2 separate regions of the Homo sapiens genome follow, and region 2 is linked to region 1. A link is an interaction called in ENCODE POLR2A ChIA-PET data of the cell type or tissue named here. Cell type or tissue: MCF 10A. All regions are shown on one strand. Each heading gives the region's core, and the rest is flanking DNA. Links, peaks and the distances in the headings are about the cores only.

Evidence for each region. ChIA-PET counts read pairs that join two places held together with the same protein. Peaks named below come from ENCODE experiments on the same cell type or tissue, not always from the same donor. Only the 100,000 strongest peaks of a DNase experiment are listed, where the experiment ranks them.
Region 2: POLR2A ChIA-PET joins it to region 1 with 5 read pairs; 6 of 35 experiments call an interaction of 5 or more read pairs at or near these places.

The regions. Positions count from the first base shown.
Region 1 is chr19:40,536,716-40,545,024 of GRCh38, forward strand. All of the region lies in intron 20 of SPTBN4 (spectrin beta, non-erythrocytic 4), which reads left to right. Among named protein-coding and RNA genes, the nearest start is that of SHKBP1, 36 kb to the right of the region's middle. In MCF 10A, for the core only: a CTCF peak has its summit at 4,662 (motif pointing right); a DNase peak (open chromatin) is centred at 4,676.
Region 2 is chr19:40,449,138-40,457,446 of GRCh38, forward strand. It overlaps BLVRB (biliverdin reductase B), which reads right to left. Exons shown (of 5, transcript NM_000713.3): 4 at 2,227-2,355. Among named protein-coding and RNA genes, the nearest start is that of SERTAD3-AS1, 8.8 kb to the left of the region's middle. In MCF 10A, for the core only: no CTCF peak of the experiment used is centred there; a DNase peak (open chromatin) is centred at 4,994.

The DNA.
Region 1 (8,309 bases), core at 2,824-6,823:
GGCAGGAGGATTGCTTGAGCCTAGGAGTTTGAGACTAGCCTGGGTAACGGAGCAACAGCCTGTCTCTATTTTATTTTATTTAGTTATTTGAGCCAGGATCTCGCTCTGTTAGCAGGCTGGACTGCAGTGGTGCAATCACGGCTCACTGCAGCCTCAACCTCTGGGGCTCAAGTGATGCTCCTCCCTCAGTCCCGCAAGTAGCTGGGACTACGGACCCACACCACCATGCCTGATTGATTTTTTTTTTAAGAAACAGAATCTCACTATGTTGGCCAGTCTTTATCTCTATTTATTGAACTAAAAAAAAAAACTAAAACGGAGTCTGGCTCTGCCACCTAGGCTGGAGTGCAGTGGCTTGATCTCAGCTCACTGCAGCCTCTGCCTCCTGGGTTCAAGCAGTTCTCCTGCCTCAGTCTCTGGAGTAGCTGGGATTACAGGCCTGTGCCACCAAGCCTGGCTAATTTTTGTATTTTTAGTAGAGATGGGGTTTCAGCATGTTGCCCAGGCTGGTCTCGAACTCGTGGCCTCAGGTGATCGGCCTGCCTTGGCCTCCCAAAGTGCTGGGATTACAGGCATGAGCCATGGCATCCAGACTGTAGTTCTCTTTCATGTCTAGAATAGAAGAGAGCTAGCTTCTCCCATCCGTGTCTGTATTCAATCCATTTCACTAGCACAGGTCATCAGGTCTCTGAAAAACACTGCTGCATGCTGGAGAGAGAATGAGAATGGTGAAGGCAAATAACATCTTAGTATTTTTATAAAAATAGTTGTAACCTTGCAGATGCCTTGAAAAGATCTCAGGGATCCCCCAGGGGTTCCTTGGCCACAGTTTGAGAACTGCTGATGTACACAATGTGCTGGGCACTGTTAACTCCTCTCTCCTCCCCAACAGCCCCATGAGGGAGGTCCTGTTATTATCCCCACCCAGCAGAAAACCACAGCACAGAAAGGATCTGTGGCTCACAGAGGTCACATGGCTACCAAGTGGCTATTCAATACCACCTTTAGTCCCTCCCTGAGCCTCTGTCCTCCCTCTTAAATAGGACTCTATCATCAGTGCAGGTCTCCCAGGGCCAGGTGGGGATGTGCACAGAAAGGAGCCACTTAGCACAGTGCCCAGGATGTGGTAAGCCTGCAAGAAAGGGGCATCTGACTGTCAGGGTCCCAGCCAGAAACAGAAGCAGGCTCACCTGCAGAAAACTTGAGTTTCTTGACAAAGGTGTGAGTGGAGAACGGGGAAGCTGCAGGAAGCATATAGGGCTGTGGGACTCATGGAGGGGAGCTTTTGCTCCTCCCTAGCCAGAGAAGGTAGAGAAGGAAAAGTTATTGGAACTTGGAAGGGGAGAGTTGCCAGACAGGAGCTGGCACTCTTAGTCAAGAACGGCAGCCATGGCCAGACGCAGTGGCTCACGCCTGTAATCCCAGCACTTTGGGAGGCCAAGGCGGGTGGTTCACTTGAGATCAGGAATTCAAGACCAACCTGGGCAACATGGCAAAACCCCGTCTCTACTAAAAATACAAAAATTAGCCGAACGTGGTGGCACATGCCTGTAATCCCAGCTACTCGGGAGGCTGGGGCATGAGAATCGCTTGAACTTGAGAGGCGGAGGTTGCAGTGAGGCAAGATTGCACCTCACTGCACTCCAGCCTGGGTGACAGAGTGAGACTCTGTCTCAAAAAAAAAAAAAAAGAGAAAGAAAGAAAGAACGGCAGCCAGACCATGGCACCATAGCAGGGAAGAGCTGGGGAGATAATACCCCAGACTCACTTTCCTCTGGGCTTCCCTTTGTCAGCCAGGGCTGGCTTCATGGGTGTTTGCCCGTGCAGTGACACAGGGCTCCATGCTTGGTTTAATGCCCTACTATTGATGTCTTGAATTTTTTTGTTTTTGAGGCAGTTTCTACCTCTGTCACCCAGGCTGAAGTGCAATGGCGTGATCATGGCTCACTGCAGCCTTGAACTCCTGGACTCAAGTGAACCTGTCACCTCAGCCTCCTGAGTAGCTGGGACTACAAGCGTGTGCCACCACGCCCAGATAATTTTTGTAGTATTTTATAGAGACGGGGGCCTCACTGTGTTGCCCAGGCTGGTCTCAAACTCCTGGCCTCAAGTGATCCTCCTACGTTAGTCTCCCAAAGTGCTGGGATTACAGGGGTGAAGCACTGCCCCTGGATAAAATTCTTAATAAATATTTGAACAAGGGACCTTGTGTTTTCATTTTGCACTGAAAAGTATAAGCCATGTTTGAGGCCAACCCACATGGAAGCCAGAGGACAGGAGGGCTGGTCCATGCAGGTCAGTCCTGCACAGGGCAGGGTGAAGAAGCTTGGACTATGGGTCTCAAGATCCCGGGCTGAAGCATCCATCCACCTCGGCCTCCCAAAGTGCTGGGATCACAGGCGTGAGCCACTGCCCCAGCCTATTGCTAGGATTCATAATTATCTTGCAGTGATTACTAATTCTTCCCCAGCAGTGTTTTGCAGTGGCTGAAGGCACAGACTTGGGACTCCAGCAGGTCTGGTTCTGAGTCACAGCTCTCCCACTTGCTGCCTTCGTCTCTCCCTCTGAGCCTTGGATGCCTTCTCCTTGCAATGGGAAGGACCTCAATGCTCACCCCCTGGTGGATAGCAGGAGTGTGGGAAGCAGCAGAGCATCTCAGTGAAGGGCATGGATGCTGGCGCTGGGCTGCCTGGGTCAAGCCCTGGCTCTGTGCCTTATCACCTGGATAGCCCAAGGAGGTTACTTTTCTCTCCATGCTTCAGTTTCTTTTTCTTTTTTTAAGAGGGAGTCTCACTCTGTTGCCCAGGCTGGAGTGCAGTGGCAGGACCTCGGCTCACTGCAACCTCCGCCTCCTGGCTTCAAGTGATTCTCCTGCCTCAGCGTCCTCCTGAGTAGCTGGGATTACAGGCACCTGCCACCACGCCTGGCTAATTTTTGTATTTTTAGTAGAGACGGGGTTTCACCATGTTGGCCAGGCTGGTCTCAAACTCCTGACCTCAAGTGATCCACCCACCTCCGCCTCCCAAAGTGCTGGGATTACAGGCATGAGCCACCGCGCCTGGCTGTGCCTCATTTTCTTCTTCAGTAAAATGGGCATAATGATATTTCTGACCTCATAAGGACATTGTGAAGGTGAAAAGACATAATGCATTAAGTGGTTTCAGAACTGCTGACCCAACAAATCTAAGATTCAGTATTTATTCACAGGTCTTTAATTTTTTTTTTTTTAGACCAAGTTTTGTTCTTGTCACCCAGGCTGGAGCGCAGTGGCACAATCTCGGCTCACTGCAACCCTCTGCCTCCTGGGTTCAAGTGATTCTCCTGCCTCAGCCTCCCGAGTAGCTGGGACTATAGGCACCCGCCACCATACCCGGCTAATTTTTGTATTTTTAGTAGAGATGGGGTTTCGCCATGTTGTCCAGGCTGGTCCCAAACTCCTGACCTCAAGTGATCCGCCCGCCTCGGCCTCCCAAAGTGCTGGGATAATAGGCATGAACCACCGTGCCTGGCCAGTCTTTAATTTTAACTGTCATAAAACTGAGAGCATATCACCATCACTCTACTGTTTTCAAAAGCTAGTTGTTTCACCTTCCCTTTGGTTGTTACTTATGTGATACACGGTTACTTCATTTGTTTTTGTTCATATTCCATTTGGGGCATTTACCCCTCTCCATGCTGCTTTTTAATTTTAATTTATTTTTATTTTTTGATAGATGGGGTCTCACTATGTTACCCAGGCTGGTCACAAACTCCTGGGCTCAAACAGTCCTCCTGCCTTAGCCCCTCAAAGTGCTGGGATTATTCGCGTGAGCCACTGCACCTGGCCCCAAAACACATTTTAAAAAAGCAACATGGATGATTGGGCACAGTGGCTCATGCCTGTAATCCCAGCACTTTGTGAGGCCAAGGCAGGAGGATCGCTTGAGCCCAGGTGTTCCAGACCAGCCTGGGCAACATAGCGAGATTCACATGCCTGTGTTCCCAGCTACTCAGAAGGCTGAAGTGGGAGGATCACTTGAGCCCAGGAGGTTGAAGCTGCAGTGAGCTGTGATCGTGTCACTGCACTCCAATCTGGTCGACAGAGTGAGACCCCCATCTCAAAAAAAAAAAAAAAAAAAAAAAAAAGAAAAGTAATTTGGAGGTGGTAAATGAAATATTTATATAGTGTTAAAAGTTAGAACCATCTTTAGCTCACTTGCTTTTGCCAAATTGCCTGCCCAGGTCCTTCTGTGGCTGCTCACTCTCTCCCCAGCAGTACACATGAGCTCCTGTTTCCTCTCGTCCTTGCCAACACTTGGTTTTGTCAGACATTTTAGATCTTTCTCAGTCCGATGGCTGGGAAGTGGTATCTCACTGCAGTGTGTGTATTTGTATTTTTTTCCAATGCTACTGGCGAGCTTGACCATCTTTGACCTTCTTTTGTACTATTTAGGTTTTAGAGGAAGGAGTTGGGGCCTCCTGCTTTAGCCAGAGTACAGAGTTAGCTCTTCCCTCCCTGTAGGGGGTTCAGTCTCAACCAAGCCCAGCAAACCATGAGATGGGGGTCCCCATTGTTCAAGGGAGGGGCTGAAGCCCAGAGGAGACAAGGGAGTGGCCCTGGGGTCACACAGTGATGGGTGCCAGAGGCAGGCTCCAGCACGAGACTCCTGGGCCCTTTTCCCAGCAGAGGGAGCCCGAGGCAGGAAGTGACTGTGTGGGCCAGGGCACCCAGACGGAGCCCAGCTGCCCCTCAGGAGCTGCTACTGGGGAAGGGACCTGCCAAGGCCCTGCTGTCCCCTGGGGCATACACAGGAGAGGGGTTGGCTGCCATCCAGCCTGGCACGTTTCCTGGCTGTCCCATCCACCCTTAGGGCACTGGGGCCAGGCTGGGCTGAGGGAGGTACTGGCTCGGGGTCTGAGGGGTGTAGTGGTGTGCAGTGTGTGAGCGATCTGTCCCCCTCAGCCTCTCTCCTGTCCTCCCGTCGCCATCTCTGTGTCTCTCTCTTCCCTTTGTGTCCCTCTCTGTCCTACTCTCTCACTCCCTTCTCTCTGTCTCTTTATTTATTTTGAGACAGAATCTTACTCTGTCACCCAGGCTGGAGTGCAGTGGCGCGATCTTGGCTCACTGCAATCTCCGCCTCCCAGGTTCAAGCGATTCCCCAGCCTCCCCAGTAGCTGGGATTACAGGCACCCGCCACCATGCCTGGCTAATTTTTGTATTTTTTTATTTTTATTTTTTCTTTTTGAGACGGAATCTCACTCTGTCACCCAGGCTGGAGTGCAATGGCACAGTCTCAGCTCGCTGCAACCTCCGCCTCCCGGATTCCAGCGATTCTCCTGCCTCAGCCTCCCAAGTAGTTGTGATTACAGGCGTGAGCCACCACGCCCGGCTAATTTTTGTATTTTTAGTAGAGATGGGGTTTCACCATGTTGGCCAGGTTGGTCTTGAACTCCTGACCTCAGGTGATCTGCCTACCTTGGCCTCCCAAAGTTCTGGGATTACAGGCATGAGCCACCACCCCAGTCTCTCTGTCTCTTTTTATTTGACTTCTCTGTCTCTGCCTCCTTCCCGTGTTCCTCATGTCCTCCTTGTGTCCTCTCCCTCATCCCGTACCACACCCGCTGCTGCAGCAGGCTCTCTGGGACCCCACCTCCCAGGTCCTGGCCACGTGACCCAGAATCCTCTCTCGGGGCCTGTTGCCAAGCTGTGCTTCCTGGCCAAGAAGCCAGATGGTGGAGTCTCAAGTCCTGGCTCCCCAGCCCTCAGGGACCTGGCCAGCTGGTCGGCCTCAGCCACAGGCTCCTGCTTGGAGAGATGGGGGACTGGTCTCCTGCCAGATGAGAAAATGCACTAGAGGCTTTGCAGCTGCCAGGCTCTGTCCCTGGGGACCCCACACTTTTTCCAGGCCCACCCCCACCCTAAGCAAAGCTCTTTCTCTGGCCAAGGAAACACCCTCCTCCCCCCTGTTCTGCTTCTCTGTCCCATGTTTTTGTATCCAGCTCAGCATGGCCTAGGAGAGGAGTGCACATTCAGGGACTATACAGTCCCAGTCCTTGCCTTATTGGGACTCAAGGCAAGGGACCCCATCCTTTCTTTCTTTCCTTTTTTTTTTGTTTTTGTTTTTTTGTTTTTTGAGACAGAGTCTCACTCTGTTGCCCAGGCTGGAGTGCAGTGGCGCGATCTCAGCTAATTATGTCTTCATAATTCACAAATTATGTCTTCAATTTATGAAGGTGCTGGCTCGGGGTCTGAGGGGTGGAGTGATCAGTAACTCAAATTACGTCTTCACAAATCTCCTTGTCTTCATTTCTGAGCACCGCTTTCTTCTGTGTTGGCCTCATGGTCAGGGAGTCCCTGATGTTGGCAGGATGACCCCAGGATGCCCGGCCTACCTCCTCCCAACTTAGGAAGCCCATGGGAAAGAGAGCATCTCTTCTGTGCACACACATTTTCCTGGCGAAAATGGGGAGAGTGGCCGGGCACAGTGGCTCACACCTGTAATCCCACACTTTAGGAGGCCAAGATGGGAGGATTGCTTGAGGCCAGGAGTTGGAGACCCGCCTGGCCAACACAGCGAGACCCCACCTCTACCAAAAAAGAAAAAGTGGGAAGAGTTTTCATTGGCCCATCTAAGGTTACGTGCTCATATCTGACCCAATCTTTATGACCAGGGTGTTTTCAGTGTTCTGCTTGGCCCCACTTGGGTCATGTGATTACCCATGACTCTCTAGGTTTCATTTGCCCTTCAGGAAGCTCAGGACCTGAGAGTGAGTTTTGATGTATTTGGAAGGAGAGGATGGATTTTGGGCAGGCAAAACCAACAACTCTGCACTACAGAACTTTGAATCAAGAAGTCTTGGCTTGGTTCTTGAGTTTGGGGTTTTGTTTTGCAGTCATTTGTGGTAATCTGCTACCACTTAATTTTTTAATTGTTATTTTGTTTTCTTCTCTAGCTTTCCTCCATCTGTTTAGAATTACAAGGGTAATATATGAATATATTCTTTTGGGAAAAAATTTTACTAACCGAGCAGTCTTCAGTAAAACATAAAGTCTCACTCCTATCTGCCTCCCAATCCCACATCCCAAAGAGAGCCTCAGTTATTTGGTGTGCATCCATCTAGACCTCTTTCTGTGCATTTACAAGTGTACCTATATGGATGTTTAATGTTTTTATATTATTTGCTTTTCATGTTTAATTTCAATTTTTGAATAAATAAATTTTCATGGTGAAGACATCAAAACCTCTAGGGAAATCCCATGGGAAAATTATCGCCTTCATCCCTGTTCCCCATTCATTAAGTTCTCATCCCCTCCCCCAGTAAGTACCATCTGTTATGAACTTCTTGTTTACTCCAGGGAATTTTTATGCATGTGCAATCCACTATAAATTTATATTCATAGGTAGGTTCTAAATTGCTTCTTCTTCTTCCTCTTTTTTTTTTTTTTTTTTGTTTGTTTGTTGTTGAGACTGAGTTTCGCTCTTTTTGCCAAAGCCGGAGCGCAATGGCGCGATCTCAGCTCACTGCAACCTCCGCCTCCCGGGTTCAAGCAATTCTCCTGCCTCAGCCTCCCAAGTAGCTGGGATAACAGGCGCCTGCCACAATGCCCGGCTAATTTTTTGTATTTTTAGTAGAGACTGGGTTTCACCATGTTGGCCAGCATGGTGTCTATCTCTTGACCTCGTGATCCGCCCGCCTCAGCCTTCCAAAGTGCTGGGATTACAGGCATGAGCCATTGTGCCCGGCTTTTTTTTTTTTTTTTTTTTTTTTGAGATGGAGTTTTGCTTTTGTTGCCCGGGCTGGAGTGCAGTGGCATGATCTCGGCTCACTGCAACCTCTGCCTCCCGGGTTCAAGTGATTCTCCTGCCTCAGGCTCCCGAGTAGCTGGGATTACAGGTGTCTGCCATCACGCCTGGCTAATTTTTTGTGTTTTTAGTAGAGATGGGGTTTCACCATGTTGGCCAGGCAGGTCTCAAACTCCTGACTTCAGGTGATCCACGCGCCTTGGCCTCCCAGAGTGCTAGGATTACAGGCGTGAGCCACCGCACCCAGCATGCTTTTTCTTCTTAACAGTAACACTTGGCTATTTTTCCATACTGGTCTGGATTTGTTTAACCATTTTACTCTTTTTTATTTTTTATTTTTTTTTAAGAGAGGGGGTCTAGCTGTGTTGCCCAGGCTGGTCTCAAACTCCTGGGCTCAAGCATTTCTCCCACCTCAACCTCCTAAGTAGCTGGGATTACAGGCATGAGCTGCTGCACCTGACTTAACCATTTCTCTCTTGATGGGCATTGAGGTTGCTTCCAGTTTTTTCCCATTATAAACTCTGC
Region 2 (8,309 bases), core at 2,810-6,809, 88 kb before region 1:
CTGAATCTGTGACAAAACAGCTAGAAAAATCCAGAATGTGGGCCTTTAAAGTCACCTGGCCTGGTTAATGTTATGAGAAACTTAAAGAAAAAGGGCAGAGTGGGTTGAATTTTTTTTTTTCTTTTTTGGATAGAGTCTTGCTCTGTCACCCAGGCTGGAGTACAGTGGTGCAATCTTGGCTCACTGCAACCTCCACCTCCCAGGTTCAAGCAATTCTTGTGCCTCAGCCTCCCGAGTATCTGGGATTACAGGTGTCCGCCACCACACCTGGCTAATTTTTGTATTTTTAGTAGAGACGGGGTCTCACCACGTTGGCCAGGCTGGTTTTGAACTCCTGACCTCAAGAGATCCACCCGCCTCAGCCTCCCAAAGTGCTGGGATTACAGATGTGAGCCACCACGCTGGCCTGACAGTTGGGGAAATTTTACTACGGAGTGGATACTAAATGATATGACAGAGTAAATGTCACTTTCCTTAGGTGTGAGCATGTTTTGTGTGCAAATATCTTTCTTTTAGGAGATGGCTGTCTAGGTATTTAGGAGTTAAGTGCGACAATGTTGCAATTCCTCTCAAATGATTAAGCCAAATATACATATGCATATATGTTTTCACAATATATTCAGCAAAATCTAACTATATATTCATGGAGAGAGAGAGAGGAGGAGAGAGGGAGAGACAACAGGATAAAATGCTAAGCATTGAACCTAAACAAAGGGCTTATGTGTATTCATAAACCTTTAATGCTTTCAAATCGGGAGGTGTGGAAGTTTTCACACACTTGGCTGGGCGTGGTGGCTCACGCCTGTAATCCCAGCACTTTGGGAGGCCAAGGTGGGCAGATCACGAGGTCAAGAGATCGAGACCATCTTGGCCAATATGGTGAAACCCCGTCTCTACTAAAAATACAAAAATTAGCTGGGCGTGGTGGCACGCGCCTGTAGTCCCAGCTATTCGGGGGGCTGAGGCAGGAGAATCACTTGAACCCAGGAGGCAAAAGGTTGCAGTGAGCCAAGATCGCACCACTGTACTCCAGCCTGGCGGCAGAGCAAGACTCTGTCTCAAAAAAAAAAAAAAAAAAAAAAAAAAAGCCAGGCGCAGTGGCTCACGCCTGTAATCCCAGCACTTTGGGAGGCCGAGGCGGGCGGATCACAAGGTCAGGAGATTGAGACCATCCTGGCTAACACTGTGAAACCCCGTCTGTATTAAAAAATACAAAAAATTAGCCAGGTGTGGTGGCGGGCGCCTGTAGTCCCAGCTACTCGGGAGGCTGGGCAGGAGAATGGGGTTTCACCATGTTAGCCAGGATGGTCTCGATCTCCTGACCTTGTGATCTGCCCGCCTCGGCCTCTCAAAGTGCTGGGATTACAGGCGTGAGCCACCGCACCCGGCCATTAATATCTATCTTTTCTTGTCTTTTTCTTTTTTTTTTTAGACAGGGTCTCACTCTATTACCCAGGCTGGAGTACAGCAGCCTGGGCAACAGTTTATTGCAGCCTTGATCTCCTGGGCTCAAGCCATCCTCCCGCCTCCCAGTAGCTGGGACCACAGGTGTGTGCCACGACGCCCAGCTAATTTTTTTTTTTTTTTGTAGAGATAAGTCTATGTTGCCCAGGCTGGTCTCAAACTCCTGGGCTGAAGAAATCCTCCCGTCTTGGCTTCCCAAAGTGATGAGATTACAGGTGTGAACCACCATGCCTGGCCTATGTATCTATCTATCTATCTATCTATCTATCTATCTATCTATCTATCTATCTAATCTCTATCTCCCATACTAGAAATGTAAGCCATGGCGGGGCATGGTGATGCAGGCCTGTAATCCCAGCTACTCAGGAGGCTGAAGCCCCAGAATCCATAGACATAATGGATTAAACCATTAGCCAGTGGTAATCCCCTCAACCTTCAATCCCTCACCACTCCCCAGAGGTGAAAGTCCCAACCCTGTAATCCAGCCTTAGTCTTTCTGGTGACCAGACCTGAAGCTGCCTAGGGGCTGCCAGCTCTCAGTGAACTCATTAGCATAGAAAAAGACATTTACCATTTTGGAGATTCCAAGGATTTTAGGAGTTGTATGCCAGGAAACAGGGACAAAGGCCAAATATATATGTCACAATATCATAGGAAGGTTTGCAATTTTAGGGTGGTCAGGGAAGGCCTTGCAGATCTCCCCAGAGGGCAGGAGGGAACAGGCAGATGGCATTGGTGCCACCAGGTCCCTGCCCTGCTTACCTATGTGTGGCGGCATCACAGCCACGTACTTCAGGCCTGATTCCCGCAGCACCTTGTGCATCCGGATGTGGTCATCAGTCACAGCCTGCAGTCGTGGGGGCACCTTGGTAGGGTCCCAGAGCAGGAAAGCTGGAGGGAACACAGGGCAGGATCAGCCTGGGCTCTCTTGTCTTTTTTTTTTTTTTTTTGAGACAGAGTGTCGCTTTGTCACCCAGGCTGAGTGCAGTGGCGCAATCTCGGCTCACTGCAACCTCTGCCTCCCGGGTTCAAGCAATTCTCCTGCCTCAGCCTCCCCAGTAGCTGGGATTACAGGTGCACACCACCAGGCCTGACTAATTTTTGTATTTTTAGTACAGACAGGGTTTTGCCATGTTGGCCAGGCTGGTCTCAAACTCCTGACCTCAGGTGATCCACCCTCCTCCACCTCCCAAAGTGCTGGAATTACAGGCATGAGCCATTGTGCCCAGCCAAGGGCTCGCTTGTCTTGATGCCAGGACAAAACCCTGCCATGGCTGACCATTGCTTTCCAGTTGCAAAAACAGGGGAGTCCTCTGGGGCTCCTCTTTCCCTCACACCCCAGGTAAGAGCTGTCTGCTGATCACAATAATTCCAAATCTGACCTCTTCTCACTCCGCCTGGTCCTGTCCACTGTTACCTCTTGCCTGGACCAGCCCAGCAGCCTACTCCCTGGTCTCTCAGCCCCTCCTTCCCTCCTCCCAAGGAGCCCGTGAACACCCCTATCAGTTCACATCCATAGCTCCATCTCACTCAGGGTAGAAGCAAAGTCCCCATGGCCAGCCCTCAAGGCCCCACCTGATATGGCCCCATCAGCCCTCTGACGTCCTTGCCTACTCTGCCTACCACTCTCTCTTACACGCCTCTGCTCCAGCCAGGTTCTGCCTCCCAGCCTTGGCAATGTCTGATTCCTCTGCCCCTGATGCATTTCCCTCTCTTTTTTATTTTCTCTGAGACAGGGTCTCATTCTGTTGTCCAGGCTGGAGGACAGTGGCGTGAACACGGCTCACTGCAGCCTTGACTTTCTGGGCTGAAGTGATCCTCCTGCCTTAGCCTCCTGAGGAGCTGGGACCACAGGGGTGAGCCACCAAACCCCACTATTTTTTTTTTTTTTTGAGACAGAGTTTCCTTCCCTCTTGCCACCCAGGCTGCAGTGCAATGGCATGATACCGGCCAAGCCTGGCTAATTTAAAAAATTTTTTTAGGCCGGGTCTGGTGGCTAACCCCTGTAATCCCAGCACTTTGGGAGACTGAGGAGGCCAGATCGCCTGAGGTTAGGAGTTCGAGACCAGCCTGGCCAACATGGTGAAACCCCATCTCTAGTAAAAATACAAAAGTTAGCTGGGCATGGTGGTGCATGCCTGTAGTCCTAGCTACTCAGGAGGCTGAAGCTGGAGAATTGCTGGAACCCTTGAGGCGGAGGTTGCAGTGAGCTGAGATCGCGCCACGGCACTCCAGCTTGGGAGACAGAGCAAGACTCCATCTCAAAAACAAAGCAGAACAAAACAAAACAAAACAAAAAAAACACAAAAATTAGCCAGGTGTCGTGGTGCATGCCTGTAATCCCAGCTATTCTCAGGAAGCTGAGGCAGGAGAATCCCTTGAACCTGGGAGGCAGAGGTTGCAGTGAGCCGAGATCGTGCCATTGCACTCCAGCCTGGGTGACAGAGCAAGACTCCGTCTCAAAAGAAAAAGAAAAAAACATTTTTTTTGTAGCGATGGAGGTCTTACCAAGTTGCCCAGGCTAGTTTTGAACTCCCGGGCTTAAGCGATCCTTCCATCTCGACCTCCTAAAATGCTGCGATTACAGGTGTGACCCAGGACCCTTTGCCATTTCCCTCTCGTAGCCACATGGCTCCCTGTTTTCTTTGCAGACTTTGCTCAAAGGTCACCTTTCCATGCAGCTTTTCTTGACTGTCCTGTTTAAAATTGCAAAATCCTGTCTCCCCCAGCCCAGTTTACCAATCCCTTTTCTTGGGGCCTTGTTTTCTCCCTAGGACCCTTCCCCTGCCACCACACGCTAGAGTTATCCTGTGACTCTATCACATTTCCTGCTCCAATCCCAGCCCTTAGAAGCATCTGGAACATTGTAGGTACTTACTAAATATTTGTTCAGGAATTAGCTTTCAACAAGCTATAACTTGGCCAAGCTACACCAGCTGACATTTATAGAACTTTTACCTCAAGCCAAGAACTATGCTAAATATTTTTAGGAGCAGTTTGGTGAATAGTTAAAGAGCTTGGGTTTTGCCTAAAGTCAAGTACTGGATCGACCACTGGCCAGCTTCTTGTTTCCTCATGTGCAAACTGGGATGATATAAATTGTTCAAAGGCTGGGCAGAGTGGCTCACACCTGTAATCCCAGCACTTTGGGAGGCTGAGGTAGGAGGATCAGTTGAGCCCAGCAGTTCTAGACTCACCTGGGTACGATGGTGAGACCTGTCTCTACAGAAAATTAAAAAATTAGCCAGGCGTGGGGACCTGTGGTCTTAGCTGCTTAGAAGGCTGAGGCGAGAGGATCGCTTGAGCTCAGGAGTTCGAGGCTGCAGTGAGCTGTGATTGCACCGCTGCACTCCAGCCTGGACAACAGAGCAAGACCTTGTCTCAACAAAAAGAAATAAATAAATAGTTTGAGTAATGTTAGTGGTTATAAAAAGGTGTGTCACAGAGACCAGCCTGGGCAACAAAGCCAGACTCTGTCGCAACAAAAAAATTTTAAAAATTAGATGGGCATGGTGGCACATGCCTGTGGTCTCAGCTACTCAGGAGGATCCCTTGAGCCTAGGAGTTGGAGGCGGTAGCGAGCTATGATGACATCATTCTCACTGCAACCTCCACCTACAAGTTTCAAGTGATTCTCCTGCCTAAGCCTCCTGAGTAGCTGGGATTACAGGCGTGTGCCACCACACCTGGCTAGTTTTTGTATTTTTGGTAGAGACGGGGTTTCACCATGTTGGCCAGGCTGGTCTCGAACTCCTGACCTCAAGCGATCCACCTGCCTTAGCCTCCTAAAGTGCTGGGATTACAGCGTGAGCCACTGCGCCTGGTCTAGGATTTCCTCTTTACAGATGAGAAAACTGCGGTGCAGAGTGTGAAGTGGGTTTTTGTCTGCAGCCTCCAGTCTCCAGTTCACAATCTCAAATCCAGTCTCTAACTTACCCCTAGTTTCTTTTTTCTTTTTTTTTTTGAGGCAGTCTCGCTCTGTCACCCAGGCTGGAGTGCAGTGGCACGATCTCAGCTCACTGCAAGCTCCTCCTCCCGGGTTTACGCCATTCTCCTGCCTCAGCCTCCCGAGTAGCTGGGACTATAGGCACCCGCCGCCACGCCTGGCTAATTTTTTGTATTTTTAGTAGAGACGGTGTTTCACTGTGTTAGCCAGGATGGTCTCAATCTCCTGACCTCGTGATCCACCCACCTTGGCCTCCCAAAGTGCTGGGATTACAGGCGTGAGCCACAGCACCCGGCTGTTTTGTTGTGTTTTGAGACAGGGTCTTGCTCTGCAGCCAAGGCTGGAGTGCAGTGGTGCCATCACGGCTCACTGCAACCTCTGCCTTCTAGGCTCAAAGGATCCTCCTACCTAAGCTTCCCAAGTATTGGGGACCACAGGTGTGTACCACCACACCCAGCTAATTTTTTGTATTTTTTTTTTGTAGAGATGGAGTTTTGCTGTGTTGCCCAGACTGGTCCTGCACTCCTGGACGCAAGCAATCCGCCCACCTTGGCCTCTCAAAGTGCTAGGATTACAGGCGTGAGCCACTGTGCCTGGCCTTACTCTGGGTTTCTTTCTAATCCTCTCAGATGCCTCCATAAAAAACAATCCTCCCCAAGCCCTAATGGATAAACTCCAAGCTCCTTAGATGACAAAAATCTTTCTAATCTTTTACCTTGACATTTGAATATGGAGGGAAGATTAAACTCTAATAATTAGAGGCTGGAAGATAATTAAAGTGTGACAATAGCACTGTGGTGCTGGAAGAGAAAAGTCCTTTTTCTTGGGACTTGCCGAAGGTGTCTGTGGGTGTGCAACTCCATTTCAAATAGTTTAGGAAGTCTGGGCGCAGTGGCTCATGCCTGTAATCCAGCACTTTGGGAGGCCAGATCACTTGAGGTCAGACCAGCCTGCCCAATATGGTGAAACCCCATCTATACTAAAAATACACACACACAAAATTAACCAGATGTGGTGGCAGGCACCTGTAATCCCAGCTACTCAGGAGGCTGAGGCAGGAGAATCCCTTGAACCCAGGAGGTGGATGTTGCAGTGAGCCAAGATCACGCCACTGTATTCCGGCCTGGGTGACAGAATGAGACTCTGTCTCAAATAAAAACAAACAAACAAAAAACCCAAATAGTTTAGGAGAACAAAAACAAAATCTATTTGTGTATGTGTATGTGCATAGATAAACCAATTACAAAACACAATCACAATTTTAAAATCAGGAATATGGCTGTTGGCCAGGTGCAGTGGCTCAGGTGTAATCCCAGCACTTTGGGAGGCTGAGGCTGGTGGATCGCTTGAGTCCGGGAGTTCGGGACCAGCCTGGGCAACATGGCGAAACTCTATCTCTACCAAAAATACAAAAATTAGCCAGCCTTATAACCCGGTCTCAAAATAAATAAATAAATAGATAGATAGCTACAAACTTAAAAATAAAAAAAGAAAAGGAATATGGTTGTTCACACGACTATTAACTTTTCTGTTTAAAAATTTTTATAATAAAAAGTTAAAAAGTATATTGAGGACCTACACATTGAAGTAAGCAGCCATGATGTATGTAAGCTAACTTCAAATGGGTCAGAAAAAAAACATTGTGTGTCTGTGAACAGAGGACGGTAGGTGTACTGGTGTCCTTTCAATTTTTCTGTAAGTTTAAGATCATTTCCAGATAAAAAGTTAAGCTGGACTCAATGGCTCATACCTGTTGCCCCAGCTATTTGAGGGGCTAAAGTGAGGGGATTCCTTGAGCCCAGGGGTTCAAGGGTACAATGAGCTATGATCAGGCCACTGCACTCCAGCCTGGGTGACAGAGCGAGACCTTGTCTCTATGTTTGTTTTTTTTTTAATGAAAAAAAAAATCCTGGCACACCTAAGACTTTAATATTTAGAAAACAATCTAAACAAAAAAAAATGAGAAAAAAGAAAGCAAATTAAATCAATTTTACAGGTTTGTCTTTTTCATGGAAGCAAAACTTAACCAGTTAAATTGGTTTTTAAGACATGGGAGAGTCTGGACGTGGTGGCTTATACCTGTAATCTCAGCACTTTGGAAGGCTGAGGTGGGAGGACTGCTTGAGGCCAGGAGTTCAACATCAGCCTGGCCAACATGGCAAAACCTTGTCTCTACCAAAAATACAAAAATTAGCAGGGCATGGTGGCAGGCGCCGGTAATCCCAGCTACTCAGGAGGCTGGGGCAGGAGAATCACTGTGGGCCACGATCTTGGTCCCAGGCACCATGAACCCGGGAGGTGGAGTGGCGGTTGCAGTGAGCTGATACCACGCCACTGCACTCCAGCCTGGGCAATGGAGTCAGACTTCATCTCAAAGAAAAAAAGACATGGGAGAAAAAAACAAAACTAAAATTAACAGCAGACCATTCCAATCTGCGAACAAAAGTAAGACCTTGTCTCTACAAAAATATCAAAAAATTAGCCAGGTGTGGTGGTGCATGCCTGTAGTCCCAGCCGCTTGGGAGGCTGCAGTGGGGAGGATCACTTGAACCCAGACTGAGGCTGCAGTGAGCCATGGTTGCACCACTGCACTCCAGCCTGGGTGACAGAAAGTCTCAAAAAAAAAAAAAAAAAGTGAACCATTCTGAAATCGCAAGTTTACTCGTGTATTACTTTTCCATTTCAGAGCTTGAGGAAAAAAGCCATAAATGATTTTGCTTCCTACCCTCCAACTAGGTCTGGCCTCCAGGCCTCTTTGCTTGCTTTGTCCTCTGCCTGGAGTGTAATTACAATCATCAGGCAGCCCTCCCTCATGCCACTTCCCTTTCCAGGGAGGCAATTTGTGTCATGAAACACACTTGAGGTCAGGAGTTCGAGACTAGCCTGGCCAACATGGCGA